2 separate regions of the Homo sapiens genome follow, and region 2 is linked to region 1. Evidence: chromatin contacts called from ENCODE Hi-C or POLR2A ChIA-PET data. All regions are on one chromosome and are shown on one strand. Each heading gives the region's core, a stretch centred on a gene start or an enhancer-like site at or near the end of the contact. The rest is flanking DNA. Distances are from core to core; before and after follow the strand shown.

The links. Hi-C counts contacts between places; a loop is a spot of excess contacts on that map. ChIA-PET counts read pairs that join two places held with the same protein, here RNA polymerase II (POLR2A). Pooled maps may share reads with other maps.
Region 2: a loop to region 1 is called in a pooled map, with 9 times the contacts of the local background. The contact joins two enhancer-like sites. A Hi-C loop is called at or near these places in 4 of 168 maps with a recorded cell type or tissue (Caki2, PC-3, endothelial cell of hepatic sinusoid and 1 more) and 8 of 50 pooled maps. POLR2A ChIA-PET finds 5 or more read pairs at or near these places in 3 of 52 experiments (WTC11, activated CD8-positive, alpha-beta memory T cell and activated naive CD8-positive, alpha-beta T cell).

Annotation. Positions count from the first base shown.
Region 1 is chr2:10,491,002-10,496,077 of GRCh38, reverse strand. No RefSeq gene overlaps it. Among named protein-coding and RNA genes, the nearest start is that of ODC1-DT, 44 kb to the right of the region's middle. RefSeq lists enhancers at 2,177-2,316, 2,367-2,476, 2,487-2,536, 2,557-2,616. Within about 2 kb of position 2,342, at least 8 of the 41 ENCODE cell types and tissues checked have a DNase peak (open chromatin) inside an H3K27ac peak, as active enhancers do; they include PC-3, where a contact is called at or near this core.
Region 2 is chr2:10,651,042-10,656,230 of GRCh38, reverse strand. NOL10 (nucleolar protein 10) reads left to right here. Exons shown (of 21, transcript NM_024894.4): 12 at 1,684-1,750. Among named protein-coding and RNA genes, the nearest start is that of NOL10, 36 kb to the left of the region's middle. RefSeq lists an enhancer at 1,076-2,275. Within about 2 kb of position 1,975, at least 3 of the 41 ENCODE cell types and tissues checked have a DNase peak (open chromatin) inside an H3K27ac peak, as active enhancers do; they include PC-3, where a contact is called at or near this core.

The sequences.
Region 1 (5,076 bases), core at 1,093-3,592:
CCCAAGGCTGAAGGGCTGAAAGCAAAGCTCCCGGGGACCTGCTGTCAGGACTTTCCAGGAGGCTGATGTGCAAGGTTCAGCCATGGCTGGAAATGGGGGTTCGGGTTGTGAACGTGGAGGTGACAGCCGGGGAGCAAGTGGGTCATTCAAGAAGAACCTTGACAGAGGAACAGAGGGCAGTCAACGGCACCCCATCATAAAGGGGGGTGGGATGGGAAGGGGAGAGCCACACCGTGGAAGCAGCATGGAAGAGAGGGTCAGGAGGCGGGCGTGCCTGCAGGATGGGGCCGGGGCACAGGGCGTTTGCTCAGCAGATCTGGCAGCAGAGCCATCGCCGGAGGTGCTGCCCAGGGAGGGCTTATTTAGGATGGGCTGAGTTTACCGGCAGAGGGGTAAAGCCGATGAGAAGATAAGATATAGGAAAGGGCAAAGCACTGAGGAGTGGGCTGTGAGCAGGAGCTGGAGGGTCTGGGAGTGCGGGGATCCCCGGTGGCTTGTGCAGGATGAGCAAACGAAGACTCCGCATCTTCACGTGCAGCACAGGGTAAGACGGCTTCCTCAGAGTGTGCAGGGAGTGACTGAAACAGAAGCACACTCAGCTTCAAAGGGCCGAGCATATCAAGTGTAGGTGAGGATGGAGAGCAACTGGAGCCCTCAGCCGCTGCTGGCGGGTGTGGAGAGGTATAACCGCTCTGGAGAACAGTCAGGTCCAATCTACACCTGGCCTATAACCCAGCCACATTCCACTCCCGAGTGTTTACCAAGACATGAAAGCTTATGTCCATGCAAAGACTGGTACACGGATGTTCCCAGAAGTTTTATTTGCAGTAGCCCCAACTAGAAACAACCTAAATGCCCATCAACAGACAGATGGGTAAGAAATTGTGGTCAAGACACGCAGAAGGATAATACTCTAAAGGACAGAAGGAAGAAAAGAAGGAAGGGAGGAAGGAGGGCGGAAGTGAGGGAAGGAGGGATGGAGGGAGAGAAGGAAGGAAGGAAAGAAGGAAGGAAGGAGGGAGGGAGGGAGGGAAGGAAGGAGGGAGGGAAGGAGGGAGAGAGAGAGGGAGGGAGGGAGAGGGAGGGAGGGAGAGGGAGGGAGGGAAAGAAGGAAGGAAGCAGGGAGGGAATATCCCCACCCATAGCGGGGAGGCTGACTTTGCCTAACTCTGCACCCAGAGGAAACCCCTCTGGAGGACAGTGGGCAAATCCCATCCCTCTTGCCCTTCCGTGACCGGCATGTGGCAGGCACGGGGAGCCTTGTTAACCACGGTGACTGATGACGCAGATGTGGGACAAGCAGGGAACGCCAGTGCTGGGCTCCCAGGTGGGGAAGCAGCTCCCTCCTGCGGCCTGCCCCTCACCTGGCCCACCTGCAAGGCTCTGTGGCCAGTTGGGCCCCTTCCCCAGCAGCTAAGTGGATGCAACCCTGGTGGGGTTTTACCCCAGCCTGGCTGGCCCTTGCCCTCGACTGCTCTTCCTTGGGAACTGCTGTTGTGCCTCTGGTGTGGATTGGTCCTGGCCCGCCCCAGCCCTGGCCTCCCCGACTGGCTTCCGAAGACATGTCTGTGACCTGTGATCCATAGGGGCAGGCTCAGCTCATGGGGTTTTGATCCAGCTGCTGGACTTCCATGGCCCACGTCTGGAAAAGGCCCTGGCTGTCCACCCACAGCCCCATCCTTCTGCAGAGCCCCCACCCCTCTTGTCCTGACTGTGGGGCCCACCCATGTGGCCAACATCAGGTCCGAAGACCTGGGTTCTGTTCCCAGCTCCACCAATTCTAAGTTGGCATTCACGAACTTAGAACAGACACGTCACCTCTGTGAGCCTCAGTTTCCTTGCTAGGTCATTGCTGAGCGGGGGGCACGGCCACTCACGGAGGGCCATTGCGTGGTGGTAAGGTACACATGTACGGAAGGGAGGGTGACTCTTAGACAGCACCAGCCTCAGTCCACAGGCACTGGCCTCAGTCCACAGTCTTATTGTGCCAAGGGTCGGTCTCCGTGACTCTCACCGTGGCAGCCTGCACGCTGTTAGAAGCTGGACTCATCTACTTTGGATTGTAGCCAGCTCTAAGGGTCTCATTTGTGACGTGTGTGTGTTCTAGAGACAGCTTGAGTCCACAGCACAGTCCCTCATTCTGCAAAAGCAAAGCTGGCTCAGCCTCACTGCCTCCCTGGATGGCTTATGGGTGAATCAGTGGGACGGTTTACAGGTGCTGTTGAGTAACCATCCTCTCGGGGGGTTCCCCTCGCTCCAGGATGTGGCATGCAGAAAGCTGCCGCCCCGGCATGAGCCTGGCCCCAGCGTCATCGCCCAAGTTGTGTAAATAGCCAGCCAGTGAGGCATGCAAAGGGTAGGGGCTGCTGAGGCAGAGGCTTCCGGGGAGAGGTGGCACAGGGCCGGGGGCGAGAAGCGCTGAGGCTCCTGGAACTGTGACTGGTGGTTCCCACGCAGGGCCAGGCTCTCCAAGGGCCAGTTCTCATATTTGGTTGTTGATGTTTGGGTATGGAAATGTCAGCCCAGGGAAAGGCAGGCTTGCCTCCTAATGGACAGAGTTGTTGCCAGGGATGAGACACCTGCTTCCTTGTGGTTAAAGGGCTTGGCACCTGGGAGGCGGCACAAGACTTAGGCCTAGGAGGATCATTCATGATCAGCTGGGTCAGCAAATCCTTGACTGAGCACCTACTATACGCTCATGAGTGTGTCTCTGAATCCATTGTAAAATTACAGGGTTTTAGGGTCAGAAAGGACTCATAGTCATCTAGTCAATCCTGCCTTCCAAAGCCTGTGTGTGAACAATCTCTCCAGTAGCTCTCCTGGGCAGTGGCACAATCTCTGCTTTGTTAAATACTCCCAGCGATGTGGAACTCACTGCCACTGGAAGTAGCTAGTGCTGTCTCATAGCAGCTTTTTTTTTTTTTCTTTTTTTGAGACAGAGCTTCCCTCTTGTTGCCCAGGCTGGAGTGCAATGGCACGATCTCAGCTCACTGCAACCTCCACCTCCTGGGTTCAAGCGATTCTCCTGCCTCAGCCTCCTAAGTAGCTGGGATTATAGGTGCCTGCCATCATGCCCAGATAATTTTTTGTATTTTTAGTAGAGATGGGGTTTCACTATATTGGCCAGGCTGGTATCAAACTCCTGACCTCAGGCAATCCACCCACCTTGGCCTCCCAAAGTGCTGGGATTACTGGTGTGAGCCACCGTGCCGAGCCAGCAGCTTCTTATTCTAAGGAAGGATTTTCCATACCCAAGAGTTTTGATGGAGCCTACAGAGCCGCAGGTTCCTCATCTACCTGCCAGTCCTCCAGGTGTTTCAACACAAAGCCAGTGCTGCTGCTTCTCCCTCTCACTGTCCTTGTCAATTGAGATATAATTTATATACCATAAAAGTGCTTTTAATGGGTACCGGTCCATGGCTTTAGAATATATTCACAAGGTGCTGCAACCATCACCATGATGTGATTCCAGATATTTTCATCGCCCCCAAAAGAAACTCCTCACCACTACCTCCACCCCAGCTCCTGGAAACCAGTGACCTACCTCCTGGTCTATAGATTTGCCTATTCTGGACATTTCATACAAATGGAATCACAAAATATGTGGCCTTTTGTGTCTGGCTTCTTTTGCTCAGCATAATATTTTCAAGGTTTATCCATGTTGTAGCAAGTATCAGTACTTCATTCCTTTTCATTGCCAAATAATATTCCATTGGATTGATCGACCACATTTTTTAATGCATTAATCAGTTGATGGACATTTGAGTTGCTTTTACATCTTGGCTATTATCAATAATGCTGCTGTGGATGTTTGTGTACACATTTTTGTGTGAACCTGTGTTTTTAAGAATGGCATTTTTGGCCAAGTGCAGTGGCTCACACCTGTCTCCTGCCTCAGCCTCCTCAGTAGCTGGGATTACAAGGGTTCACCACCACGCCCAGCTAATTTTTGTATTTTTAGTAGAGAGAGGTTTCACCATGTTGGCCAGGCTGGTCTCAAACACCTAACCTCAGGCAATCCACCCACCTTGGCCTCCCAAAGTGCTGGGATTACAGGTGTGAGCCATCATGCCTGGCCAGTATTACATCTTAAATGTAAGCTATCACTTAATCTAAGATCACATAGATTTATACCTAAGTTTTCTTCTAAGAGTTTTATAGTTTTAGCTCTAACATTTAAAAATTTTTTATCTTTTTTTGAATTTTTAAAATATGGTGTGAGGTAGGGGTCCAACTTCATTCTTTTGTGTGTGGCTATTCAGTTGCCTCAGCAACATTTCTTGAAGACTGTTCTTTTCCCCATTAAGTTGTCTTGGCAGTCTTGTTGAAAATCAATTGTTCATACACATATGAGTTTATTTCTGGATTCTCAATTCTATTCCATTGATCTATATGCCTATATTTAAGCCAGTACCAGACTGTCTTGATTATAATCACTTTGTAGTAGGTTTTAAAATTGGGAACTGTGAGTCCTCCAACTTTGCTCTTCTTTACCAATATTGTGTTGGTTATTTTGAGGCCTTTGAATTTCCATATGAATTTCAGAATCAGTTTGGTCAATTTCTGTAAAAGGGCCATCCTGATTTTGATAGAGAGTACAATGAATTTGTAGATCAATTTAGGAAGTATTGCCAGATTAACAATTAAGTCTTCCAATCCGTAAGCATGGGGTGTCTTCCTCTTTATTTAAGTCTTGTTTAATTTCTTTCAGCAATGTTCTCCCTTTCACTCTTGCCACTCCCAGCCTTTTCCTTCCAGCAAAACAACTGTAGTTCCCTGAGGGAACACGCAGGACATGGGGACAAGCCCCTCAGCCTCCAGCTGCTCCTCTGAACTTGCTCCTTGTTGTCCATGTCTCTCTTACAGGGTGGGGCCAAGAACCCCTGAGCACTGAGCTCTGAGTCTGGCCTTGATGTTGGGGGAAGACGACTGCCCCCTGGGGCTCCCCCATCCCTTCAGACACCATGCAGGCCTCAGGTAACCCACTGCTCCTGGCCCCAGCATGCCGATGCGGCATTTCCCTGTCTGTTTCCCTCAGGACACTGTGAACTCATTTGAGGCAGTGACCCAGGCTCA
Region 2 (5,189 bases), core at 726-3,225, 160 kb before region 1:
TAAAACAATATTTATTTTTAATACTACAAATGCATATGTTTTTATTCTTAAAAATTCATAAAACACTGGTAAAGTAGAAGTTATTTATCCTTGACCTGGCTTTCATCCAACCAAAGGGAAAGACTGTTAGCAATCTGGATGTATCTTTCCAGACCCTTTAACTTCTGCATAGTTTCCATCATGTGGATTATTATCACCTTTGACACCTTTTTGTCATTGTTGTTCCGTGCCATTATAATTCCTTTCCCTTTGCTTCCTGGTTTCCCCTCTTTTCCTTCCTCTTTCAGTGGGAACTTGAGAAGAACAGCAGGTAGCTGTGTGAATTTCACTGTTAGTCTTGGGTTAGGACTTGGCCGTGTTCTTCATCGGACACAAACCATCTTGTCTGTGCTCTAACACTGCTCTTTTTCGCCGTGGGCACTTAGTCCATCCTAGTGTCAGACTTTGCATAATGAGTTACAAATGCAAGAGCTGGCAGAAATTTTCAACATCACTTCTTGAAATCATCACACTGTAATTGCTACAGTAAATTTTATTTTGGCATTTTTTTTGTTTCTTATGACTAAAGACTTCCTCTTGACTAACACCCACGTTACTTGGTTTTGCCTGACTTGCTTACCTTGTTTATCTTTCTCATCACCTTTTTCCACACCCACCTTCTTAGCATCTTTTTCTTTTACTTTCCTTCTCTTAATTTTTAAAAGATAAAACACTTTTCCCCAACAGTTAAAATAGAAATGGTTTAGCCCTAACTACATAGTAACTAACACTTAAGTATTTGTAGGATTTCATTTTGTATTTCATATCCATTGTCTCACTTGATCCTCCTCGAAACCTTGCGGTGCAGGCATGGCAGTGTTGTCCTCATTTTCCATGCTGGCCATCTCTCTCCTCTGATTGGTTTGTTTTCTTTTCTTTTTTCCTTTCCTTTCCTTTCCTTTTTCTTTTCTTCCCTTCTTTCCCTTCTTTTCTTTCCTTTCTTCCTTCCTTCCTTTCTTTTCTTCCTTTCTTTCTTTTTTTTTTTGGGCAGAATCTCACTCTGTCGCCCCAGGCTGGAGTGCAGTGGTGCTATCTTGGCTGACTATAACCTCCGCCTCCTGGGTTCAAGCAGTTTTGCCTCAGCCTCCCTAGTAGCTGGGATTACAGTTGCAGGCCACGATGCCCGGCTAATTTTTGTGTTTTTAGTAGAGTCGGAGTTTCACCATGTTGGTCAGGCTGGTCTTAAACTCCTGACCTCAAGTCATCTCCACGCCTCAGCCTCCCAAAGTGCTGGTATTACAGGTGTGAGCCACTGCTCCCAGCTGTCTTCCGATTTCTTTCAATACAAGTTAAGCTGGGTACACTTCACAGATTATGAGAGATTTTTTTTTAAAGTTGATGCATAATTCAAACTTCATCTTTTCTTGCCATGTTGACATTATCTTTAAAATGTTGTAATTTTTCTTTTTTTTGGACAGGTCACTTCTTCTCCTTAGGCCTGTTTCTTCATCTATAAAATGGGATTTTTTGATAAATTGATAAGATAAATTCTCTAAGATTTTTAAGAATTTAAATTTTGTATTTGAAGTAGGCTATTTTATTTCTTTACATAGGAGTAGATGGTTGAGTTACAGCTTCAGTTTGACATTGCCAAAGTTGTTGTTCTTTAACTTTTAATACTTCGTTTTTGCTTGCTATTTTTAGGGAAAAATATTTACTTCCTTGGAGCCAGAGCATGACCTTAATGATGTTTGTCTCTACCCCAACTCAGGTATGCATTCTGTAGTGAACGTTCAGTGAGACAAATAAAAAGATGCATTCTGTAGTGAACGTTCAGTGAGACAAATAAAAAGGCTATACTTTTTTAGGTTTTAAACCCATTTTATTTCTTAAGATAGAATTTGGCTTTGTCAGCACAATTCTTGGATATTTAACTTACTTAGAAGAATTAAGAGCAGGAAGTGGTGTGGATGATTCAGAAAATGGCACTCTTAATGACTCAGTGCTCAGCCCGCCCAGCTATTAGTGGAACGTGGTAACAGCATACAGGTAGGAGGCAGGTGAAGTGCTATTTTAGTGTGCTCTTTAGCTCTTTTATGTGATTAGTAATAGTGTGTGGAAATTGAGGGTAGAGATTTGGAGAAAGCTAGATTGCCTGATAATACACAGATGGCTCATGAAGCCATAGGTTTTGTAAATTCTAAGTTGTATGCTATTCAGCAATTTACATGTTAGGTTTCAAAATTTAACAGTGCATTCAAGGCAAATCTGTGAAGAATTTCAGAGTATGGGAGAAAAATGAGAATAGTTTCTACTCTGAGGGCAGAGGTACCCAGATCATCTTGATAGAGAGAAGTAAGGCAGAGCGTGAGAACTCCTATCACATTTGTGCAAAGAGTACTTTGACAGCTTGCTGGAGAGAGAGAGCTTTTACCCTGTGACCACCGAGAGCGGAGCAGTGAGAAGATTTTGCTTTGCGTTGAGCTGGAGTGCCGAGTGAGATTTGGTTAGGTGGAGTTGGGGGGCTGAGGTGATTCTCATGGGAGAGCAGTCCAAGATGACCAAAAAGGATGGGCACAGAGGGCTCGGTTGGGGTGGGGAGGAGTGTCCTGTGCCTGAGCTGTGGTGGCTCTGGGAAGGCTGAAGTGGGAGGCAGAGAGTGGTGGGTGGTAGAGGGTTGGGCATGATGTGCTAAATGTCTTGGGCTCCGTGTGCTGTCAGAGAGGACTTGTTCCGACTGTGCTTTCAGAGGCAGGTCTACCCACTGTGCAAAGGGTAGATTGGTTTTGGACAAAAGTGCCTTGGAAGTAACTGATATTCTGAGCTGAGATGGGGAGCACAGGTGAGAGAGCAAGTTTGGAAAGATTATGGCTTCTTTTTCTAACGTGTGAGGATTAGGAGGTGACAGGACAGTGGCAGTATCTGGCACTATCTGGCTTCCCATCAAAATCATCTGCACAGCTTTAAAGGTACAGCTCCCTTGACCTTATACTAGGTGTACTCACTCATAGTGTCTATGGAAAGGGCTTAGAAATGTGTGGTTTTTTTTTTTTTTTTGAGTTGGAGTCTCGCTCTGTCACCCAGGCTGGAGCGCAGTGGCACAATCTCTGCTCATTGCAACCTCTTCTCCTGGGTTCAAGCGATTCTCATGCCTCAGCCTCCTGAGTAGATGGGACTACAGGCACGCACCACCACGCCTGGCTGATTTTTGTATTTTTAGTAGAAACGGGGTTCCGCCATGTTGGCCAGGCTGGTCTTAAACTCCTGACCTCAAGTGATCCGCCTGCCTCCACTTCCCAAAATGCTGAGATTACAGATGTGAGCCGCCGCGCCTGGCCAGAAACGTGTGTTTTTAACACACTTCCCGGTGGATTCTTAGGCGGCAAGCCCTGAACCGATCCGCAGACTTGTGCTTGGGGGGCGTGTCTGGCGTCCAGTAGAAAATGTGGTCTTGGGGTAAGCAGGTCTGTAGATAGAAAGTTTTGCGATTATCCCAGAAGTGGTGGGAATGAATGAGATTACTGATAGGGAAAGCTGGGAGTGAGATAAGAAGTGAGCAGGAGCTGGTTCATTTGGGAGAATGAGGGGGAGGAGCCAGCTGAGAAACCGGATGGGAATGGACAGAACGACAGTGCCAGGCCCCACGGTTTTTGAAGTATGGAAGAGATTCAGTGGGCACTGCTTAGCAACTACTAAGGATTACAGAAGTTGGGGCAGGAAGGAAAGAACTAAGATTGATTGCATGCTGCTGTTATCAATCTGGATGATGGATGCTGTAATACAAACTTATTTAATATTTTATAACTGTGTAGTCAGTGGTCCATGGCTTTTTTTTTTCTTTTTTCTTTCTTTCTGTTTTTTTCTTACCTCTTAAGGGGTCAGAAAAATTGGGTAATTCATTCAGGGTTGGTCACCCAGCTGGTGTGTGGCAGAGCCTCATTTAGAACCCAGCCTTCCTGTTTCTGGTGCCCATGCTGTTTTTTCTTTTTTCTTTTTTTTCTTTTTTTTTTTTGAGACAGAGTCTCCCTCTGTCCCCCAGGCTGGAGTGCAGTGGCGCAATCTCAGCTCACTTCAACCTCCCCCTCCCGGATTCAAGCGATTCTCCTGCCTCAGCCTCCTGAGTAGCTGGGATTACAGGTGCCCGCCACCACGCCCGGCTAATATTTGTATTTTTAGTAGAGACAGGGTTTCACCATGTTGGTCAGGCTGGTCTCGAACTCCTGACCTCGTGATCTGCCCGCCTCAGCCTCCCTAAGTGCTGGGATTACAGGCGTGAGCCACTGCGCCCAGCTGCCCATGCTGTTTCTAATTGCACACTGCTCTCCCAAGAAAGATGAGAAACCCTGGACTTTATAATTTGCATTTCATCTGTAATAGTTGAGAGAATTTTATTATAATCATGGGAGTAAAGTGAAATTCTGGTGAGTTCAGGAATAGATTGCAGCTGAGGATGCTGGGTCCTAGTTAGGGTATTGAAATGACCTACACCAGGGTCTCGGTTAAGTAGGTAAGTGAGTAAATCAGGTGGAGCTGAGGTTGGGGCAAGGGTGACGAGCAGGGATAGTGCGACTGGGGGAGTGACAGTTTGAAGGGCACAGAGAGTTGGGAGAGAAAGAGTCTTACCTTGGGCTGTACAGTTTGGTAGCCACTAGCCACTCGTGGGCATTGACATGTACTGTGAGTATAAAATATACATTGGATTTAAAAGACATTCTACGAAAAAAGGATGTAAAATAGATCATTAATAATTTTCTATTAATTACATGTTGAAATGAAAATATTTTAGACCTGTTGGATTAGTAAAATATATTAAAATTAATTTTACCATTTTTAAAAATGTGGCTACTAAAAATTTTAAAATCACATATGTGGTTCACATGCTCTTTCCATTGGACAGTGCTGGTCTAAACTGGGAGAGCTTCAACCCTTGAGGATGCTGGTAAGGTTTAGTAGTGCTTGTGCCTGGCCCAGTGTAGCGGGGATTGTTGAGCCTGGTAGGCTGCCTCAGTTTTTCCATTGTAACCAAGGATATAGAAGCCCAAAGAGACACCTGCTGAAATGAGTGCCAATCTGTTGGCCCCCGCAGGCTGTGTGCCTAAACAGCTTCTCCAGGAGGCAGGGCTGGAGGGTGGACTCTTGTGGGCAACTTGATTTCTCAGGTCAGTTTTTGTGCATCTCTTCCCCCACCTTTAATGGCTGTAAAGATCTCT